Regions from separate parts of the Homo sapiens genome. Here region 1 is linked to region 2. Evidence: chromatin loops called from intact Hi-C (ENCODE). Cell type or tissue: B cell. All regions are shown on one strand. Each heading gives the region's core, and the rest is flanking DNA. Links, peaks and the distances in the headings are about the cores only.

Region 1 (10,608 bases), core at 1,475-9,474, 68 kb before region 2:
AGGTTTTAACAGCAATGCTTTGTCTAGAGGGAATTCTAGTATTGTGAAGGATATCCAGGGAGACAGCGATACAAATACAACAAGTTGACTGAAGTTTGTAAATTAATTTAGCAATTGCTATGACAAAGCTGCAGGCATAGAGCTAGCTAATAAAATGTGTCAATCATGTAGCCTTTAAATAAAAGTGCAAGGAGCAGCTATGGTAGACTGTAATGGTCCTGCAATATTTAATCTTTTTTTCCAGACATGACCTTGTATAATAAATCCCAGGATGTTTTCTGGGAAAGGAGAACTTATTACAACTACACAGCTGTCATATTTATAGTACTTTGCTTTCTATTTTACTTGTATATTTAATGTTTTTGAATTGTTTAATTAAGTTAATATGATAATAAAACCATTTTAGACAGAGATAAAAATACACACATTTAGGCAGCAGATATAAACAAAGTGCTACATTTTCCACAAACTATATCAGGTATGATTTCCTCTGTATATACATAAAAAACAGTTATCCACCTAGGAATATGAATAACCATAAATTTAAAAAGAATCAAATTCATACACTTAGCAATTTAACAAAACAAATATGCATTTTGGCTTTGCTTCTACTTCAATAAAACTTATAGAAGTGAAGATTAAGTTATGGCCTGATTTGTTTTCAATCTAAATTAAGCTTTCATATTTTCTACAATAAATGTTACATTTACAACACAAAAGATAAGATAAATGTGGCTGCCACCTGCAAATCATTGTGTTTTAAAATAGAGTCCCATCAGGATAAAAATAAAATCTTTAGAATAGTTTTAAATATAGCAATTACTCATACACACATAAACAAAGACATATTCACACAAATATGTATGTTCATGTGTAAGAAACACATGCCCCAGGAACAATCTTGGAAAGTTTCTATTAGTAAAGTAACAACCATGTTAACAGTCTTTTTTGTTTTTATGCCAGAAAATAATATGATCTCATTTAGAAACAGTTTAATTTTTCAGGTCTGAATCTCAGAATTTCAGAGTTTGAATGTATTTTAATAGGCATTTAAGGCCGGGTGCAGTGGTTCATGCCTGTAATCCCAGCACTTTGGGAGGCTGAGGCGGCCTGATCACCTCAGATCAGGAGTTCAAGACCAGCGGGCCAATGTGGTGAAACCCTGTCTCTACAAAAATACAAAATTTATCCGGGAGTGATGGCAGGTGCCTCTAATCCCAGCTACTCGGGAGTCTGAGGTGGGAGAATTGCTTGAATCCAGAAGGCAGAGTTTGCCGTGAGCTGAGATCGTGCCATTGCACTCCTGCCTGCGTGACAGAGCAAGACTCTGTCTCAAAAAAAAGGCATTTAAAACATGTATACTGCCAACCAAGAAGAGACAAAAGACCAAAGGCAAAAAGTGCCTAAGATAAGGTGTTTATTGGGGTCTTAGAAATTACAATCTGGGACATACAGATTTGATTAAAGCCAAATTGTGTTCTGCAAAAGGAAGGAGATTAGGAATATTTAAAAGAACCCTGATGGTGTATGACAGGTTTTTTTGAAAGAATTATCATTGGTGGAGGTGGTTAGTTTAGTATGAGTCCATACTTCATGATTGTTGCTGTTCAGGAATTGCAGTGCTGGTGAAATTTAGCTGTTGTCCAGAATGTTGTTGTGGTGATACGGCCCAGTTGAAATACTCAAGGCAAGCTACAGTTTTGCAAGGTCATGCAGGGAGTCCTTCTTAGAATGGCTTCCAGGCTCCATTTTAGAGCTCTGAACCACGGATGCCATTTTGTATATAAAATTTTACAATACATTGTGGAATGGCTAAATTGAGCTAATCAATATATTCATTCCCTCACATAATTATCCTTTTTTAATTGTTAGAAAACTTTACATGTACTCTATTTGTAGTTTTCAAGTATACAATTTTAACTGTAGTCACCACATTGTACAATAAATCACTTGAACTTATTCCTCCTAACAGAAATTTTGTATCATTTAACCAATATCTTCCCACACCCCCAGACCCTTTGGGCATTCCATAATGTATACATATTTCAAAACAACAATGTTGCACAGAAGAGATATATATACATTTTTGTTTTTCAATTAAAACAAATCTGCACCTGTGAGAACCTTCAGTGGGTTGAGCTGTGCTCTGAGATGAGAACTCCTGATTTTACACTGTGTTATTTCTTGTATTCATGGAAAAAAGCAATATACTATATGTTTTAATTTTTTAAAAGACATTCAATCTAACTGCCTGCCTAGTGTTTGAGTTGATTGTACCATATTAACTTCAGAGAGATCAACTTGCTTTTTCTGCTTCACTGTATCTCAGAGCCACATCGTCCATCATCTTTTGTTGTTTTGTTTTGTTTTGTTTTGTTTTGTTTGAAACAGAGTCTCACTCTTCACCAGGCTGGAATGAAGTGGTGCAATCTCAGCTCACTGCAAGCTCCGCCTCCCAGGTTCAAGGGATTCCCTTGCCTCAGCCTCCCGAGTAGCTGGGACTACAGGCACATGCCACCACACCCGGCTAATTTTTTTTGGTATTTTAGTAGAGACAGGGTTTCTCTGTGTTGGCCAGGATGGCCTTGATCTCCTAACCTCGTGATCCACCCACCTCGGCCTCCCAAAGCGCTGGGATTATAGGCATGAGCCACTGCACCCGGCCTCCATACAACTTTTAATGTTGAACAATTTTTACTTGAAGTATGCCTCCTTTTCCACATTTGTTATTTTAATTAGATTAACATCTGGTCATAGCCCTTTTTGAATCTCCGTTCTCTTTATTATTTAATATGTATAATTATTTAATATGTATCTTGAGATATAGAGCTAGAAAACAAGACTACTATTTGTCCTTTTCTAAATTGCAACCAGTATGACATTTTAATAGCTGTGATTGAAAAGTGTAATGGACATAAGCGCCTCTGGTTTGTTTGTTTATGAAACAGAAATATATGTATGTGTGTTTGACTGTGTTTGTGAATATGAAGATAAAACAGGGTAGTTCTATGGACCCCTTCATGGTACTTGTGAAGAGGTTGACTCATTTACGCAGTCCACAGCTCTCAACCCCTCATGGGAACGGGAACACGCAGGTGAGTGAGTGCAGCAGCCAGGATGAACTCCAAGTGGCCCTGCAGCAGCATCTAGAGGGATACCCATGACCCCAAACACCCAGCATGTATTAGCTTTGCCATCCACAGATGGTTTCAGTGTTTAACAGCTCAGTGGAGGGTCAGGGTGACAGCCTTTTGCACCCTCCATCTTGGTATCTGAGTTCTTGTCCTGGCATCCAGGACACATGAATGGACTGAAGGGTGGCGAATGTGTAGGATTTTATTGAGCAGTGGAAATGGCTCTCAGTGGGATGGGGAGCTGGAAAGGGAATGGAGTGCAAAGGTGGTCTTTCCTGGAGTTCGGCAGTCTGCAGTCAAACTCTTCTCCAAAGTCTCACTGTCAAGCCATTCCTCTGAAGTCAAGATGGTTCTCTCCAATGTCTGGCTGCTTTTTCTCCACTCTCCCTCTCTTCTCCTCCACTTTTCCACTCTGTTGTGCTGGTGCCCCTCTGCCAGTGGAGCCTAGGGTTTTTATGGGTACAGAATGGGGGGTGGGATGGGCCAAAAAGCAACATTCAAGTAGGAAAACAGGAATGCATGTTCTCACTTTGGGGCATTGTTCCACGCTTGAGGGTGTGGCCCTTACTGGGAACCACCTTCTTCTACCCAGTATTTCTCTGCCTCCTGTGCATATCAAATATGCATAAATATATATGTCTGAACCCTTCTTCAAAAAAGCTTAATATATTTAGATGATAATTGGCAGAGAAGGTTTTTATTACCTAATGTCAAGTGGCCTGAAAATTATTCATAAGTGGTACTTATTTGCACTAAGTATCTCTGATTCATACTTACACATGTAATGGTGTACATCTGAAGGCATAAGATATCATTTAACTTTAATAGAGAACATACACATATCTGAAGATATAAGATATCATTTACTTTAATAGAGAACACACACATTTTCCTTTTTACTTTCCTATCTTTTATTTGCCTGATAAGGTTCATTGTGCAGTCTTGGCCTTACTGTGAATTCCCACCAAACCCAGCCAGAAGATTAAATATAAACTCTGACACAAAAACATTGCCTCCTTTTTATCTCCCACTGAAAATAATAGAATGCTGAAGTTATATTCTTGTCCTCTAACATCAGACTGCCTGGGTTCGAATACTAGTTCTTAGCCTCTTTTATTCTTAACCTTACTGTGCCTCAGTGTCCTCAATGGTATAAAGTAATGCTATTGGCACCCAATACATAGGGTCATTAAGAGGCCATGATATGCTTAACATATGAAAAATGATACTCAGTATAATATCTGGTACATGGTAATCTCTCAGTAAATATTGGATTTTATCCTTAAGTCATCTTCTATTGATATTTTATTTTATGGTTTCTCCAAGTATTTCCTAAAATACTATCACTTGTGATATAGGTGAACAGGAACCACTTCCCTTATTTAAAATATGATGAAATATTACTCTGTGAAAGATGAAGGGATGTGTTTTATTTCTTCTTTAGAAAGGAAGAACCTACATCACTGGAGATGAAGGTAGAAAGTGATTGAAAAAGGATGCATCAGGGAAATGAAATTATATTTCATATTTTTTTAAAAAAGCAATCAGAATTACCATGTCTGATTCCCAAGAAGAAACAACAGAGTAAAGAAAATCTCCTAAAGACAGACCCACATCAAGTTTGACAAAAACCTGTATATTCAATATGCAAAGTTTAGAGCAATAAAATAGCATAATTGTGGAGGGAAAGGAAAATACTCTGAAACCAAAATGTTGGAAATTCACGCTCGTTATACTGACTTCTCTTTAGTCGTGTGACCTAAATTGTTCCTGTACTTTACTTCCTTTATCTATATAGTGAAGAAAATAATGTTTATATGGGAAGTAAGTTAACATTTGTAAAGTGCCTGGAACAGTGACTGGCATAAGGTAAGTGCTATGTATGTTTTTGTTAAATAAATAAGGTGAAAGGGAAACTGATTTTAAAAGTGCTAGGACTAGTTTTCAATTAATTTTGTAATATGAATCATGGAATTTGGATTATAGGCAGTTGGGAGATTTTGGACAAAATTTCTCAGTAATTAGCATAAATTAGCATAACAGAAGTTGTGGAATGCATGAAACAATACAGAGCCTCTACTCTACAGATATTCTAACTCAAATGAGAAGTGGTTTGGGCCTGGCACAGTGTTTCACACCTGTATTTCCAGCACATTGGGAGGCTGAGACAGGAGGATCACTTGAGCCCAGGAGTTCAAGACCAGCCTGGGCAACACAGTGAGAGCCCATCTCTATTAAAAAAAAAAAAAAAAAAAAAAAAAAAGAGAGGGAGAAATGGTATGAATCAGGAATCTAAATATCAGCAAATACTAAATAGTTCTGATCCTGAAGGTAGATCAGTATTTTTAGAAAACCTGCTCTGAGATCACATGAACCAAGTTATACAGCTAAAATCATTGTATTTATTTTTCTTTTTTCCCCTATTTCACAACAGCTGGAGTTTATTTTTCAAACAGTAAAGAAGAAAATTGAAACATTCTGCTACAGAAAATACTTCTCTTTTTTTCCCTTAATATAATCAAGTAGTTTTCAGCTTTGTGGATTTTTGCCAGCTGTGTTTAGCAGAGGGTAAATCTGACCATGAATAAAAAAAGAAATACTTAGAAGGGTGGAATCCCTCTTCCACTCAAGCTGAGAAATATAAATGTGACCTCCTCCAAGTTGTAGTTGAAGCGGAAAGTGACTTTACGGCTTCACAACTGATAAACAACAAGGGGAAGTACATGCTGCTGCAGAGACTTGACGGCCCTAATCAAGAGGGCACAGATACCTCCAAACCAGGCTGAGCCACCAATGGCAAGCATTTCACTGAAAAATAATTGTTGACTCCCAATAAAGATTTTTCTGTCTCTTGAACTTCCAAACAAGCAAGTTTTTGGAAATATCATAAGAAATATATTTGCTTTTTGAACAGCGCTTTCAGAATTTTTGAAAAATAGGACAAATTTGTGGCATAAATTTATTTTAAGAGTATTTGTTGGCTTTGTGCAGTGGCTCACCCCTGTAATCCCAGCACGTAGGGAGCCCGAGGCGGGCAGATCACAAGGTCAGGAGTTCAAGACCAGCTGGGCCAACATGGTGAAACCCCATCTTTGCTAAAAAAAGATACAAAAATTAGCCGGGCATGGTGGCATGCACCTGTAATCCCAGCTACTTGGGAGGCTGAGGTGGGAGAACAGCTTGAACCTGGGTGGTGGAGGTTGCAGTGAGCTGAGATTGCAGCACTGCACTCCAGCCTGGGAGATAAAGCAAGACTCCATCTCCAAAAAAAAAAAAAAAAAAAAAGTTTTTGTTAACCACAGGGATTATAAAATGCATGCAATATTACATCTTGAACTGCACATAGTTACTGAAAAGTTATGTCTCCAAAATATTTTCACCTCCTCCAGCTGCTGAACCTGGAATTAAGTGCTTTTCTGGATTCAGTTCTCAGATTTGTTGTTGAAAGAACTCTACTAAGTGAAATGTACTCATTTGTCTCTGCTTCAGGAAACTCTAGTTTCTCACAATAGCCAGTCTTTCTAGAGACTTGCACTGTGATCTAATGAACTCATAGTCAATACAATTTCTCACATGCAAGATATTAAATCCCTGTGTGTTTGTGTATAAACCATGGTTCCTCCTGAACAAATTCTTCCTCATTCCAAAGCATGAAATGGGGAAAGACTTAATCTACTTTTTGTTCTAGTTCTCTAATTCTCTCTTTCTCTCTCTTCTTTCTCTCTTTTTCAGAACGATTCATTGATTGCAAAACACACTATAACATTATTGCCTCATACTGTGTACTAATGCAGAGATGGGACTTATATTTACAACTTTACTTTCTAGACTCACTTCCCAGGTTAATTAATCAACCATGGGTGCCTTAGCTTCTTGGGACCCTAGCCCTTCCTCAAGTTAATCTGCTATTCCTAGAAAGAATTATAGTGTTAAAACCCCGACTGGTCCCTGTTAATTTCTGCCTGTCAAAATTATACCCTTCCTGTGATGCCGTCTTGTATTATTATCCTTTAACACTTGGATCTTGAGCCAATTCTGTTCTTTATCACTTTAGAACACTGCAGCAACTATTGGCATTTACCATTATCTGCTGAAAATATATAATACTCTCTGCCTTTTGTTCACTTACTTGTATTAAAATATTTCCTAAAATTGGAATTATTCTATATTACTTTCTTTTTATCCCCAGTTTGTCTTTGAGTACACATAAGTGGTAAGTACATATTCATTTAAATGCATTTGATTTACATTTATACATCATGCTATTATTTTAAATGTGTGACTTCAGTTGTGCCAACTCAAGCAAAAACATATTCTTATACTTGAAAATGAAATGTAAATACAATTTATGCATACATATACCTTACAGAAATATAAGATAAATACATGGAAAGTTATGTAAGAAAAAATTTGTTTTATTATTAAGAATAGATAGAAAATTACCCTGGATTTTAATTAACAAATTGAACTTCACTTTTGTGACTGAATTAAAAAGATTGCTCAATTTACGGTAGTATTGAATTGAGGTTGCACAGTTGCATACTTTCTCATAGTAATGATGATAGGTGAATTGCAGAGGAATAATATTTGCAATGTAGTTTTTCAATGTAGCGTATGTGAATATTGGTGCTTGTGTAAGAATCTCCATTTACTCACATATATGATGTGCAACCTTGGCCAAGTTATTTAACCTTTTTGTGCCTAAAGGTCTTCCTTGATAACAGGAGGATAAAATAGCACCTAGATCATATTTTAACTGTTAAAAATTACAATTATAACTTAAAACACTGCATGCTATACTTATAGCCCAATAAATGCTAGCTTGTTATACTATTATATAATGCTATGTATAATTATTATATATTAATATAATATATAATTATTATAATATAATATTATATATAATATAAAATATATTATATTATTATATATAATATAATATATATTATATATAATAATATAATATAATATAATATAATATAATATTATACTAATATATTATTATAATATTATATTATACTAATATATTATTATAATATAATATTATAATAATATATTAGTATAATATAATAATATATAATTATTATAATATAATAATATATAATTATTATAATATAATATAATAATATATAATTATTATAATATAATAATATATAATTATTATAATATAATATAATAATATATAATTATTATAATATAATATAATAATATACAATATTATAATATAATAATATACAATTATTATAATATAATAAAATAAAAACACATTATTTTTTACACTATTACATACCAGTCATTGGTCTAACTAGTATATAATAGTGTAACAAGCTAATATGAATGTCCCAACAGTTCTATAAAAGATATTAGTTATTCAATAAATGTTTAAAGGCCAAGTTTCTCTTATTTATTCAACCGCCAACATCCTTTAGACTGGGGGTCAAGAAATGTCACTGTGAGTAGCAATTTGAAAAATGAGAAGGGGACACTCATAAAGAAATTTACAGTCAGAATTTTCTGGGGAGTAGAGACATCAGTGCCTTCAAAGATCACAAAAAAATAAAAATAAAAAACATGGTATGCTTGAGGATCGGAGTGAAGCCTGTGGACTGTAGTAAGTGTGTGAGAGGGAGTGGGGAAGCAATAAGGCAGGGGTCCTCTCTGTACTGCCTACAAGGTCATGGGAAGAAGTTTAGATTTTATTTTAAGGCAATAGAATGCCATTGGAGGGTTTTTAAGAAAGAAAATAACATAATCTGATTTGTGTGGTACAATTTCACACTGACTGTAGTGTGGAGAATGGATCATAGGAGTGGAAATGAGAAGGCAAAGACATGTGTTAGGAAGTGGTTCCAGTTATCCAGATGTAAGGGATAATGGCTTGGTTACAGACTCAGAGGATACATTTGGGAACATTGATTTACTCAGAAATGTTGGTTCAGAAGAAAATCCCATCCTTAGTAATTTAATTAGCACATTACACTAATTAATGAATTACAACATGGTCCTACTGCACAGAATTAGAGGTTAGAAAGATGAACAGGGCTGAAGATAGCATTTGACAACTGGTGTATCAGATTACAACTGTGTGACACCATGTCAAATATCTAAGACTTGAATGTTGAAACACATAGTATTTTGTATTTCTTCTTCATCCTTTTTATTTTCTCACACAGAATGATTTATTTTCACTGTGTAAACACATGAGTGGCAGATGCAACCACTGTGAGAGTTCAGCAGTCTAGGGAGGAGTGGGAAAGTAGAACTTTTGGAAAATAAAGTGAAATGTTTGAGTATTCATATAAAATTAGAAGGTTTTAGGGAAGAAAACAGCCACTTTTTCTTACAGGAACAGTGGTTTGGTTACTGATATTTAAATTAAAAGTCTTTAAATTATGTACATTAAATCCATGAGTTACATTGATTTGGATATATTGATAACAATAATTTATATGATTGTAAGCAAATACAAAATATTTACTTACCCATATGTTACCTAGAAAAAAACAGAATTGACAGTTCTGTTTGTTTTTACAGACATTTATTGAACATTTATAAAATACCAGCCCTAGACTATGCCCTCAAGGACTTTACAATCTTCTGAGGAAATCAGGCATAAAAACTGATTATTTGTATGTAATATGGAAAGTGTTCAAGAACAAGAAGACACAAAGATCACCCCACACCACAGCAGTAATTCTTTCAACCTCTTCATTCAGGGAGGATTTCATAGAAGAGACAGTGCCTAGGGTCACTCTGGAAGAAATGAGCATGAGTATGGCTGGCGAAGAACAGAGATAAGGGCTTTCCTAACAGGGATTAGCATAAGGAAAAGAAAGATGGCCTGAAAAATACGTTGTATAAAAGGAAATGACAAATAAATGCATATTATAAAAGCATGGTGGGGAGTTGTGAGATGTGATGCTACAGAAATATCTAAGAAAAAACTTGTATGCATTGTCTCATTTCTCTCCATGAGAGGGATTCTCTGAAGAGTTATAAGCAGGTAATGCCTTTAGCATCTATCTACAAAGGAAATGAAAATAAGAAACATAAGATCATTCAGCAGTGCTTTTACAAAATTTAATATTAATCACACCTATATCTACACAAAAATTTTAGAATATCTACATTTAATAATAGTAACTAAATATGACTAAATATGTATATATAAGCTTTTATACACACACATGTCTATATGTATATATATACAAATAAATATATGTGCTAACATTTGAGATTATAAATGAACGCTAACCGTGCCTTCAATACTTTGCATATCTTATCTCATTTATGTCTCAACATACACTTAGTTGATGCTCTTTTTATGCTATTCGATAGCTGCCAAAACTGTGTCTTAGATTTGTGTGAACTATATATAGCGAAGTGTAACTAGCTATTCAGTTCTACATATGGAACTCTTGCTCCTCTAATGCCCACTCTTTCTAAATCTAGCATTTGAGTATTATTAATTTAC
Region 2 (10,608 bases), core at 956-8,955:
GAGGCCTCCCCAGCCACGTGGAGCTGTGAGTTCATTAAACCTCTTTTTCTTTATAAATTATCCCATCTCATGTATGTCTTTATCAGCAGCGTAAAAAACAGACTAATGCAGTAAATTGGTACCAAGAATGGAGCTCTACTAAAAAGTTACCTGAAAATGTGGAAGCGACTTTGGAACTGGGTTACAGACAGAAGTTGAAACAGTTTGGAAGGCTCAGAAGAAGACAGGAAAATATGGAACAGTTTGGAACTTCCTAGAGATTTGTTAAATGGCTTTGAACAAGTTGCTGATAATGACACGGGCAATGAAATCCAGGCTGAAGTAGTTTCAGATGGAGATGAGGAACTTGTTGGGAACTGGAGCAAAGGTGACCCTTTTCTATGTTTTCATAAAAAAACTGGCAGCATTTTTGCCCCTGCCATAGAGGTTAGTGAAACTTTGAACTTGAGAGAGACGATTTAGAATATCTGGCAGAAGTAGTTTCTAAGCAGCAAAGCATTCAGGAGGTGACTTGGTTGCTGGTAAAGGCACTGTTTTAAAAGGGAAATAGAGCCTAATACTTTGTAAAATTTGCAGCCTGACAATGCAATAGAAAAGAAAATCCCATTTTCTGAGGAGAAATTCAAGTCAGCTGCAGAAATCTGCATAAGTAATGAGAAGCCCAATGTTAATCACGAAGACACTGTGGAAAATGTCTCCAGGGCATATCAGAGACCTTTGCAGCAGCCCCTCCCATCAGAGACCCAGAAGCCTATGAGGAAAAAAAAAAAAAAAAAACGGTTTCCTGGGCCAGTCCCAGGGTCCCTCTGCTGTGTGTAGTCTAGTGACTTGGTGCCCTGCATCCCAGCCACTCCAGTCACGACTTAAAAGGGTGAAGGTGGCCGGCAGTGGTGGCTCACGACTGTTATCCCAGCACTTTGGGAGGCCGAGGCGGGCAGATCACGAGGGCAGGAGATCTAGACCATCCTGGTTAACATGGTGAAATCCCGTCTCTACTAAAAATACAAAAAAATTAGCCACGTGTGGTGGCGGGTGTAGTAGTCCCAGCTACTCGGGAGGGAGGCTGAGGCGGACTAATGGCATGAACCTGGGAGGTGGAGCTTGCAGTGAGCAGAGATCATGCCACTGCACTCCAGCCTGGGCGAAAGAGCGAGGCTGCATCTCAAAAAAAAAAAAAAAGGGGCCAAGGTAAGCGCTGGTCATGGCTTCAGAGGGTTCAAGTCCCAAGCCTTGGCAACTTCTTCTTGGTGTTGAGGCTGTGGGTGCACAGAGGCTCTCCACTGAAGCACTGCCTAGTGGAGCTGTGAGAAGAGGGCCACTGTCCTCTAGACTCCAGAATGGTAGATCCACCAACAGTTTGCACCATGCAACTGGAAAAGATGCAGACACTCAAACCCAGCCCTTGAAAGCATCTGGGAGCTGTACCCTGCAGGTCACAGGGGCAGAGCTGCCCAAGATCATGGGAATCCACTTCTTGCATCAGCATGACCTGGATGTGAGACCTGGGGTCCAAGGAGATCATTTTGAAGCTTTAAGATTTAACTGCCCCACTGGATTTCGGACTTGCATGGGGCCTGTAGCCCCTCGATTTAGGCCATTTTCTCCCGTTTGTAATGGCTGTATTTACCCAATGCCTGTATCTCCATTGTATCCAGGGAGTAACTAACTTGCTTTTGATTTTACAGGCTCATAGGTGGACGAGACTTGCCTTGTCTCAGATGAGAGTTTGGACTGTGGACTTTTGAGTTAATGCTGAAATGATTTAAGACTTTGGGGGACTGTTGGGAAGACATGATTGATTTTGAAATGTGAGGACATGAGATTTGAGAATGGCCAGGGGCAGAATAATATGGTTTGACTGTGTCCCCACCCAAATCTCATTTTGAATTATAGCTCCCATAATTCCCATGTGTTGTAGGAGAAACCCACTGGAAGATAATTGAATCATGGGCGCAGTTTCCCTCACACTGTTTTGTGATAGTGAATAGATCTCACAAGATCTGATTGTTTTATAAGGGGAAAACCCTTTCACTTGGATCTCATTATCTCTCTTGTCTATCACCATGTAAGACATGGCTTTAGCCTTCTGCCATGATTATGAGACTTCCCCAGCCACATGGAACTGTGAGTCCATTAAACTTCTTTTTCTTTATAAATTACCCAGTCTCGGGTATTTCTTTATCAGCTACATAAAAACAGACTAACACAAATTCCAAGTGAGCTTAGTAGCATACCTTTTTTTAGCCAAAAACTGTAAGAAATGCAGAAATAATTTGAGAAAGCATAAATAAAGTTATAATGGGAAACATAAAATCTTCTTCAGATTTACCAATTGTAGTGTATCACAAATCGAAAACATAATAAAAAGTAAAAACAGAAAATAGTACAATTGAGCTTTAAATCTTTCAAATCCAGAACATATATTTTTGTAAGTTTTTGTAATGTATACTAAAATTATCAAATAGTTAACCACAAAAAATCTTAAAACTTATAATAAGTATTCATACAGTCTTTTTTCATCTTTAATGAGGTAATGAGGAGTCCTAAATGACCAGGTGTTATTCATAGCTTTGAGTTTATTGAAATTCTTACAACTCTGTTTATTAGATATGCACTCATATTCCTAATTCAAAATCAGGATCTCAAATTTGCAGAGCCAGAAGTTGTGAGGATTTAAGCAAAAATTCTACAGGTGAGCCATAGGGACTTACGAAGAGCAGGGGCAATATTACTCCTGAAGTCACAAATTCTAGTAGTTTGGGACACAGCACTATATTTTAGTTCATATACTGCATCTTAGAGGAAAACATCCAAACACACAGGGTCTTGTTTCCAGTCTGGCAAATTAACTCAGATTTTATAAGACATTCTACCATTTTACTAGGTTGGCTACTTCTAAATAGTGAGATATCTACCACAACCAATAAGTCTCAAGATTGTACATTCATATCTTATTTGCTAGGGTGCTAAAATCATCTGAATCCGACTTCCACCTGGTGGTTGTTGGTGGCTTTCATCTGGGCTGTCAACTTTTCTCTACTTGGACTTCTCTGTTTCTCTCCCTGTAAGCTAATTTGGGCTTTCTTATAGCATAGTTGTTGGGTTCCAAGAGTGTGTGTCCTGAGAAAAAGAAAGGAGAGCAAAAGCTGTAATGATTTTTAGTACCATGCTTTAGACAATGTTACTTCTATTGCAGTGTACACATTACAAATTAGAAATTAAGGTGACCCTATATTTGAGGAGAAAGAAAGTACACTCAAATATAGGTTGGAGAATTGACCAAAATATGTGCAGACCTTTTTGTTGACCTCTGGCCACATGAGGTTTACATTATTTGCATATAAAAAATATATCCCACTTTCTAAGACCCATTTTCAAATAATCATATATGAAACAGTAATATTTTTAGTACTGTATATACAATCTCTGTCCAAATTACTTAGCTCTGCCATTATAGCTTGAAAGTAGCCCCAGACAATGTGTAAATGAATGTATATGGCTGTGTTTCAGTAATACCTCATTTACAAACATGTGGGTCAGAATTGCCCTGCTGCCCACAGTTTGCTGACCTCTGATCTACTGCAACAAGTTCAGATTATTTTCTCCTATTCAAGTTTCTCAAATAAAAAGGGACTTCAGAGGAAAAGTTAAATTCAGTATGTAAATATAATATCATTGGCAAAGACCACAGAAAAACCCAAATTAATGCCTCAGAAATATTCAGTTAGATAAAATATTCATTAATTATTAGTTGGCATGCATCATACTTTTCACTGAAGTGCTTCTTCAAGGTTCAAGGTCTGCACGTGAGAATCTGTCCCATGTATAAGTATCAGTAGAGTTCCTCAGAAATGTTTCCTTTGGTAAAAGGATTTGTAGATTTCAGGATGTAGGGAAATGCCTGGATGTCCAGGCATAAGTTTGCTGCAGGGGTGGGGTACTCATGGAGAACCTCTGCTAGGGCAGTACAAGAAGGAAATGTGGAGTCACATTTGTGTTGCCCACAGTTTGCTGACTACTGATCCACTGCAACAAGTTCATTCCTGAGGTTCAAGGTCTGCACATGAGAATCTGGCCCATGTATCAATAGAGTTCCTCAGAAATGTTTTCTTTGGTAGAACATTGCACATTTAGTTTATCTCAATTAAAGAATAAAGAACCAACAAGACAAGGTATCCCTCTCAACCCAAATACAATGGTGGAACAGAAATTGAATAATCACTATAGCCACTCCCACTCAAAAGTGGGAGAGGAATGGCTGACATCTAGAAGATACAAACATTCATGGCACAACTGTGCAGAGATGGCCGGTGAAATCGTTTCGTGAGCCTGCTGTTGGCCTTTAGAAGTCTGAGGGTCCAAAGATCCCCTTTAATTTTGCACTGTTTCTGTTCCTTCTAGTTCAAGCTTAAATAGCTCTATATAACATTTTTGTGGGTCTTATGAATTAATTGGTTATTCACTCCATTAGACAAAAGACACATTAAAAATCTCCAACATAAGACTTTCTCTGCCTTGAATTTCCTGTAAGGGTGATTAGGACACTTTTCTTAATATTTTCAGATGCACTTCAGTGAAAAGTATGAGGCATGCTGACTAATAATTAATGAATATTTTGTCTAACTGAATATTTTCGAGGCATTAATTTGGATTTTTCTGTGGTCTTTGCCAATGATATTATATTTACATACTGAATTTAACTTTTCCTCTGAAGTCCCTTTTTATTTGAGAAACTTGAATAGGAGAGAATAAAAAATAATTTAAATTTTAAACCCAGAAAGCTGTATCTTATTAATATGATTTTAATTTTTGCTTAAATTCTTAAAAATATTTATTAAATTTTAACCTCATGTATCTCCTTCTTAATTTTACTATAGGCAGTCAGTTGAAACAAGGTGGCATCTCCAACACTCTACCTAGAAATACGTGAAACATTGAGCATGCTAATAGGTTACTATGGCGCATTTTTCATAGTCTGTAAACCAATGTTGGCGTGTCATTATTAACTCAAGGTTATACTGATTTACAACTGAATATTGATGTTAGAAGTCCCTCTATATATTTATGAAATGTTTATGTGTGTAATCTTTCTTTCTCACTAATGAAAATCTGGTTAGATGCATAGGTGCAAAGTACAGACTGAATATTCTAGAGACTTTTAAGACAGTTTTGCTAATGTGATTAAATTCATAGGGTTGGCACTCAAGAATAGTTCTTAGAAGTATTCTTATAGAGAAGAGACCTGTATCTATCTTCTCTTACTCTTGCTGTTTGAAATGCCAAGTGTAACTGCTGAATCTTCAGCTATAATCTTGTACTAAGAGGTAAATCTGGGAATAGAAAATAAGAAAGTACAGGACTATGATTGAGAGTAACTAATCTATCTTACCTTCAAGTGGATTAAAAGTCTTGGATTCATGATTCCTGTACTTGTTTGACAATTCATAAAAAATAGCCTTCTATCATTTTTACAACAGTGCTTTTTGAGTATTTTTGTAATACATAGTCAAGCCTAGACTTGCTCATACATAACTTTAAACTAAGTATAACCAGGTCATTATGTGAGCTCAATAAACGAAGACAAACTTGCACTAGTAAAGCACAGATATCCACCACCCCCGAGCTTTGTGTTTAAGATCAAGTTAATGATTCTAAATCTGTGATAATTATTCCATCCTTTTCTTTCTTACTTCTAGTACACTATTTACTGTTCTACTTTCAGGATTCTCTCACTCCAAAAACACTGTGGTGATGGTAAATTTTGTGTGTCAAGTTGACTGGGCCAAGGGATAACCAGACCAATGATAAAACCATGTTTTTAGTTGTGTCTATGAAGGTGTTTCTGGGGGAGATTAGGATTTGAGTCAATAGAATGAATAAAGAAGATTTGCTCTCACCTATTAGGGTGTGCCTTATTGATATGGTTTGGCTGTGTCCCCACCCAAATCTCATCTTGAATTAAAGTTCCCATAATCCCCAAGTTTCATGGGAGGGACCTGGTGGGAAGTAATTAAATCATGGGAGTGGTTACCCTCATGCTGTTCTCATGATACTGAGTGAGTTCTCATGAGATCTGATGGCTTTCTAAGGGGCTTATCCCTCACTTCACTCTATACTTCTCCTTCCCACCACCATGTGAAGAAGGACATATTTGCTTCCGCTTCCACCATAAATGTAAGTTTCCTGAGGCCTTCCCAGCCATTTGAAACTGTGAGCCAATTAAGCCTCTTTCCTTTATATTACCCAGTCTCAGGCAGTTCTTTATAGCAGTGTGAGAATGAACTTATACACTCATCCAACCTATTGAGAGCCCCAAATAGAATAAATACATGAAGAAGGGGTGAATTGTATCTCTTTCTCTGAGATATCAAGCTTTTCCTTCCTCAGACATAGGAATTCCTTGTTCTCAGGCCTTCAGACTGGGTCTGAGTTACACCATCAGCTTTTCTAGTTCTCCAGTTCATAAGAGGAATATCGTGGGATTTCTCAGCCTCCATAATCCTGTAAGAAATCTCCCATAATAAATCTCTTCTCTCCCTCTCTCTCTCCTTCTCTCTCTCCAGATAGATACGTAAATAGATAGATTTAGATTTAAATATAGATACAGATATAGATAGAGGATCTTAAATCTCCTATTAGAGAATCCTAATACAACTTTACATTCTGGTTTTGAAATAACTTCTAATCTTCACAGAATTTTTTTTACTGATGGAAATTACATGTAAGAATATATTTAACATAACATATTATTGTATGTGTAATTACATCCACACACATATATATGCATCTTATACATGTACACTTTTACAGTAAGCCACCTTTATAATGAAACTGTGCTTCAGTATCTATTGGGGATAATTTTATAATTTCCTTCTTTTGATGTTTTTAAATAATGGTGTTGGAAATCAAAATTTTACTTAAATTTTAAATTTATAAAACTCTAACTTTAAAAAACAAAATATTGTTTACTTTTTCAGGGCTATTTAATGAATTATGTGTTGTCTTCTTTATCTTAAAAAAAATAAAGGGTAGAGTATATAAATGAAAAAGTGACTGAGGCAGGTATCAATCGCTTAGAGATTTATTTTGCCAGGGTCGAGAATGTGCCCAGGAGAAACACAAATCACAGGAGCATCTGTGACCTGCACATTTTCCAAAGAGGCTTTTGAGAACCTCAGTATTTAAAGGGGACAGAGCAAGCAGAAGGAGAAGAACAAAAAAAGAGGGGAGGGTGAGCAATGAAGCAAGTGGTTGCATTCTCACGAGGCTCGAATTACTGCTCAGTGAATCTACATTTTACATGTGAAAGAGCAGACAGTAGAGGAAAAAATCAATGATGCATTCATCTCAGAGTGGGAAGAGGGATGAATTCTAATTTTGTCCTTGTCTTGTCTGTACCTGTGAAGATAAGCTGGTAATTGACACTGTCGAGAAAAGATTTAACAGAACTTGGTTTCAGGGCTAGTTTCAAGGGGGAGCATGCATTCTAAACAATTTGGGGCCCACAAGGAATTTTTTTGTCCAACATTTGTGAGACAGGCCATCTGGGAAGACCTGTAGCCTTCTCCCACTGTGGGAACCTGGCTTATGTATGACGTTATGACATAAGCTTGTGAAATTACAGCTGTCTGTTTGAGAACAATAGGAAGGCAGTTTTGTGTGTCTCAGGTCCAAATTTTAACTCTCCATTTGAAATAGCAAGTTTGGGGTTCCAAGATTCTGTTTTCTTTCACGGGTAATTGTGAATTCACCATCAATTCTCTAGAAATAAAAGCCTTTTTACACACATTTCAAAATATTTTCTAGGATTCATCTGATCTAAAATTCCTTGCTTGTGTGGCTGCTGACTCTATCAGTTGTACACATGACTTCATGCATTAACTCTCGCCTCCGGCGGATTCTGCTCCTGCCTCGGAGATTTGAGGTATGTGAAAGTCGGGAAATCACACACACATGGTCTGCTTCAGCAAGGTGGAGAACGATATTAACAGGACACACATTCTCCTTTACTGGCCCACCAATCTCACTTTATTGGTTTGCTATTGAATTTATTGCTTATAAACCTTGGAGGATGAAAATACCATATAAAATATATATATATATTTTTATAGTTTTACGCTTATTCTAATGGTTTCTATGTTCTGGGTGTCATTGAGTAGAAACCCGTTCCTTATTTTCCCCTTACAATTCTTATTCATTCTTATGCTAAAGATACTAAAAATCACATCCAGGTTACTAATTTCCATCTCTATCACCATTCTAATAATTACATATTTTTCTTAATTTTTCTGCATTACGTTTACTTTCATATTTAAAATGCTTGACATTTTCTGTGTTTTGTGCTACTATTTTCTTTCTATTTAGAGTTTCATCTAGCTTTCTCTCAAAGCATTTGCCATGTTAAATATATGTCATTTCCCAAGTGACTAAGACTTAAATTCCTCCTTTTAATCTCCCAACCAATGTTAATAAATTATGCTTTAGGGATAAACTTATCTCGTCCCCATTTTAGGGAGTAATCACTCACTGATTCCAAGAATATCTGTAGCATTTTAGATCAAATAAAATAATTGGTATGTTCCAAAAGAAGCAGATAAGATAGGGAAAGGATAAATGTCTTAGGCTTTATCGTTTTCCAGTAATGGATAATGAAGATTGACTCAGAATATAATAGTTAGATCAGAACAAATTCTTCTTGACTTCCTAACTCTACCTGAAAGTTTTTGTACCTCTCAATGTGTATAACAGTATCTGCTGCTATTTACCTCACTGTGCACATTCTGCTCAAAAGCTGCTTTTAATTAATGTTAACTGAAAAGGTAAGCTTATAGAATAAATTACTGTGGCCAAAACCCATTACATCTAAGTTATTCCACCAGATCTTTGTGTTTTGACAGGAAAATGACCAAGGTAAATTAATTTTGAAGTACAAAATGTAATACTATTATTAGAACCAGTTTGAAAATACATATTTTTAAATCTCTACAATTGTTTTTTAAGGAAGGGTTTTTTAAAAATATATTTTTCAATGATACATATCTGTTTCTATTAAAGGGATACTCTTGTGGAGAGAGTTCAAAATCTAATTCTGACAGCTAAGCAAGCATAACTTACTCCAGAAAAGAGCAAAGAAGCTCTCAGGCATTTTTAGCAAAATATTTATGCAAGCATTCTCTACCTAGAGTCCTGTTTATATGTATACAATGGTAGCAATGTCTCAAAAATGAAAAAAAAAAAAAAAAGAATCTGGAGATTACAATGAAATTCAAAATCCCAAAGGATAGTTACCACTTTTTTCATTAGGAATAGATTCCCAATTATATCAGCTATCATTTAACCATATAGTTTCTATTTTCTAGTTTAAATAAGCATAAAATCTATTGATACTACATTCATACAAACGACAACACCAGGCAAAACCAGTATGAGAAAATTGCTTACAAATATTTTAGCTTTATCTCAGTTAAGAATAGTTAAGTATCTCACTAAACTACAATTAGGTCAGATTATGAAAAGGTAAGATTATTTTCACTTTTGAAAATGATTCTAAAACATGAACTTTTAATTTTTCCTAAGGTGTTGTGCGTAAACCAAAGATGCATCACTTAATTTGTATTATCTTCTCTAATAGAACTAATTAATACATTATGTAATGGTGAGTAAACTCAGTTAAATTTATTTACTTAAGAAAAAAAAATTTTATCCTACTGAAAAAACAGATAACAATGTGATTTACTAATAGATTCAACAAATATATAAATGAGATTTCCAAAAGCTAATTTGTAACAGATTTGGAGATGAAAAAAACCTTGGACCTAAACAGACAATGCAAAATCAAGAAGCAACAGCACCATGATACATACCATAATCTTTTAACTTACATTATTATTTTTTATTCTTCTGTTATGTTTAAAATCAAAATGTAATTTTATAAGTTCAAACTAATTAATTGTCCCAAAATTGTAACATGACAGTCATTTGCCAAAATGTGTGAATTTTACAATTGATAAACTAATGAAATTTTAATGCCTTGGAAATTATAATTAAGTTTTGATGAAATATATCAGAGTTGTCCATGATTGTAGAGAAAATAAAGAATACGGACAGAGGAAACAAAAAGATTTAGTATTATATTTTATTTTTATTTAGCCTATTTTGCAATGAATATGTGAAATGCTTTGTTATTTAACCTCTAAGCATGTGAATACTCCATGACTATTCATTTTATAAAATTGCTTTTATGCCATTTTGGAATATACCAAGCAAGTATGAGTACATACATACATATAAAAATGTGCACGTATCAATGGAAAAATATTTTTCATTTGGGTTCTAAATACTAAGTTTGTGTTATACATGTATGGGTACAAGTGTATGTCTGTATAAGTATTCAGAAATATACATGTGCCCATATACCTATAACACAATTTATATGGGAATTCATGCACTGAATTTTATTGGGACTAACTTCACAGTCATTTTTATACTTATTGTAAGTTTTTTGTAACAGCCTTATTGAGATATAATTCACGAACCACATAATGCAAGCCTTTAATATGTACAATTCAATGGTTTTTAACATTCACAGAAATGTACAACCATCAACAC

Evidence for each region. Hi-C counts contacts between places; a loop is a spot of excess contacts. Peaks named below come from ENCODE experiments on the same cell type or tissue, not always from the same donor. Only the 100,000 strongest peaks of a DNase experiment are listed, where the experiment ranks them.
Region 1: a loop joins it to region 2, with 31 times the contacts of the local background. A loop is called at or near these places in 1 of 110 quality-filtered maps.

Annotation. Positions count from the first base shown.
Region 1 is chr13:88,450,560-88,461,167 of GRCh38, forward strand. No RefSeq gene overlaps it. Among named protein-coding and RNA genes, the nearest start is that of LINC00433, 85 kb to the right of the region's middle. In B cell, for the core only: no CTCF peak of the experiment used is centred there; a DNase peak (open chromatin) is centred at 5,782; H3K27ac peaks cover 1,550 bases.
Region 2 is chr13:88,519,115-88,529,722 of GRCh38, forward strand. No RefSeq gene overlaps it. Among named protein-coding and RNA genes, the nearest start is that of LINC00433, 16 kb to the right of the region's middle. In B cell, for the core only: no CTCF peak of the experiment used is centred there; no DNase peak of the experiment used is centred there.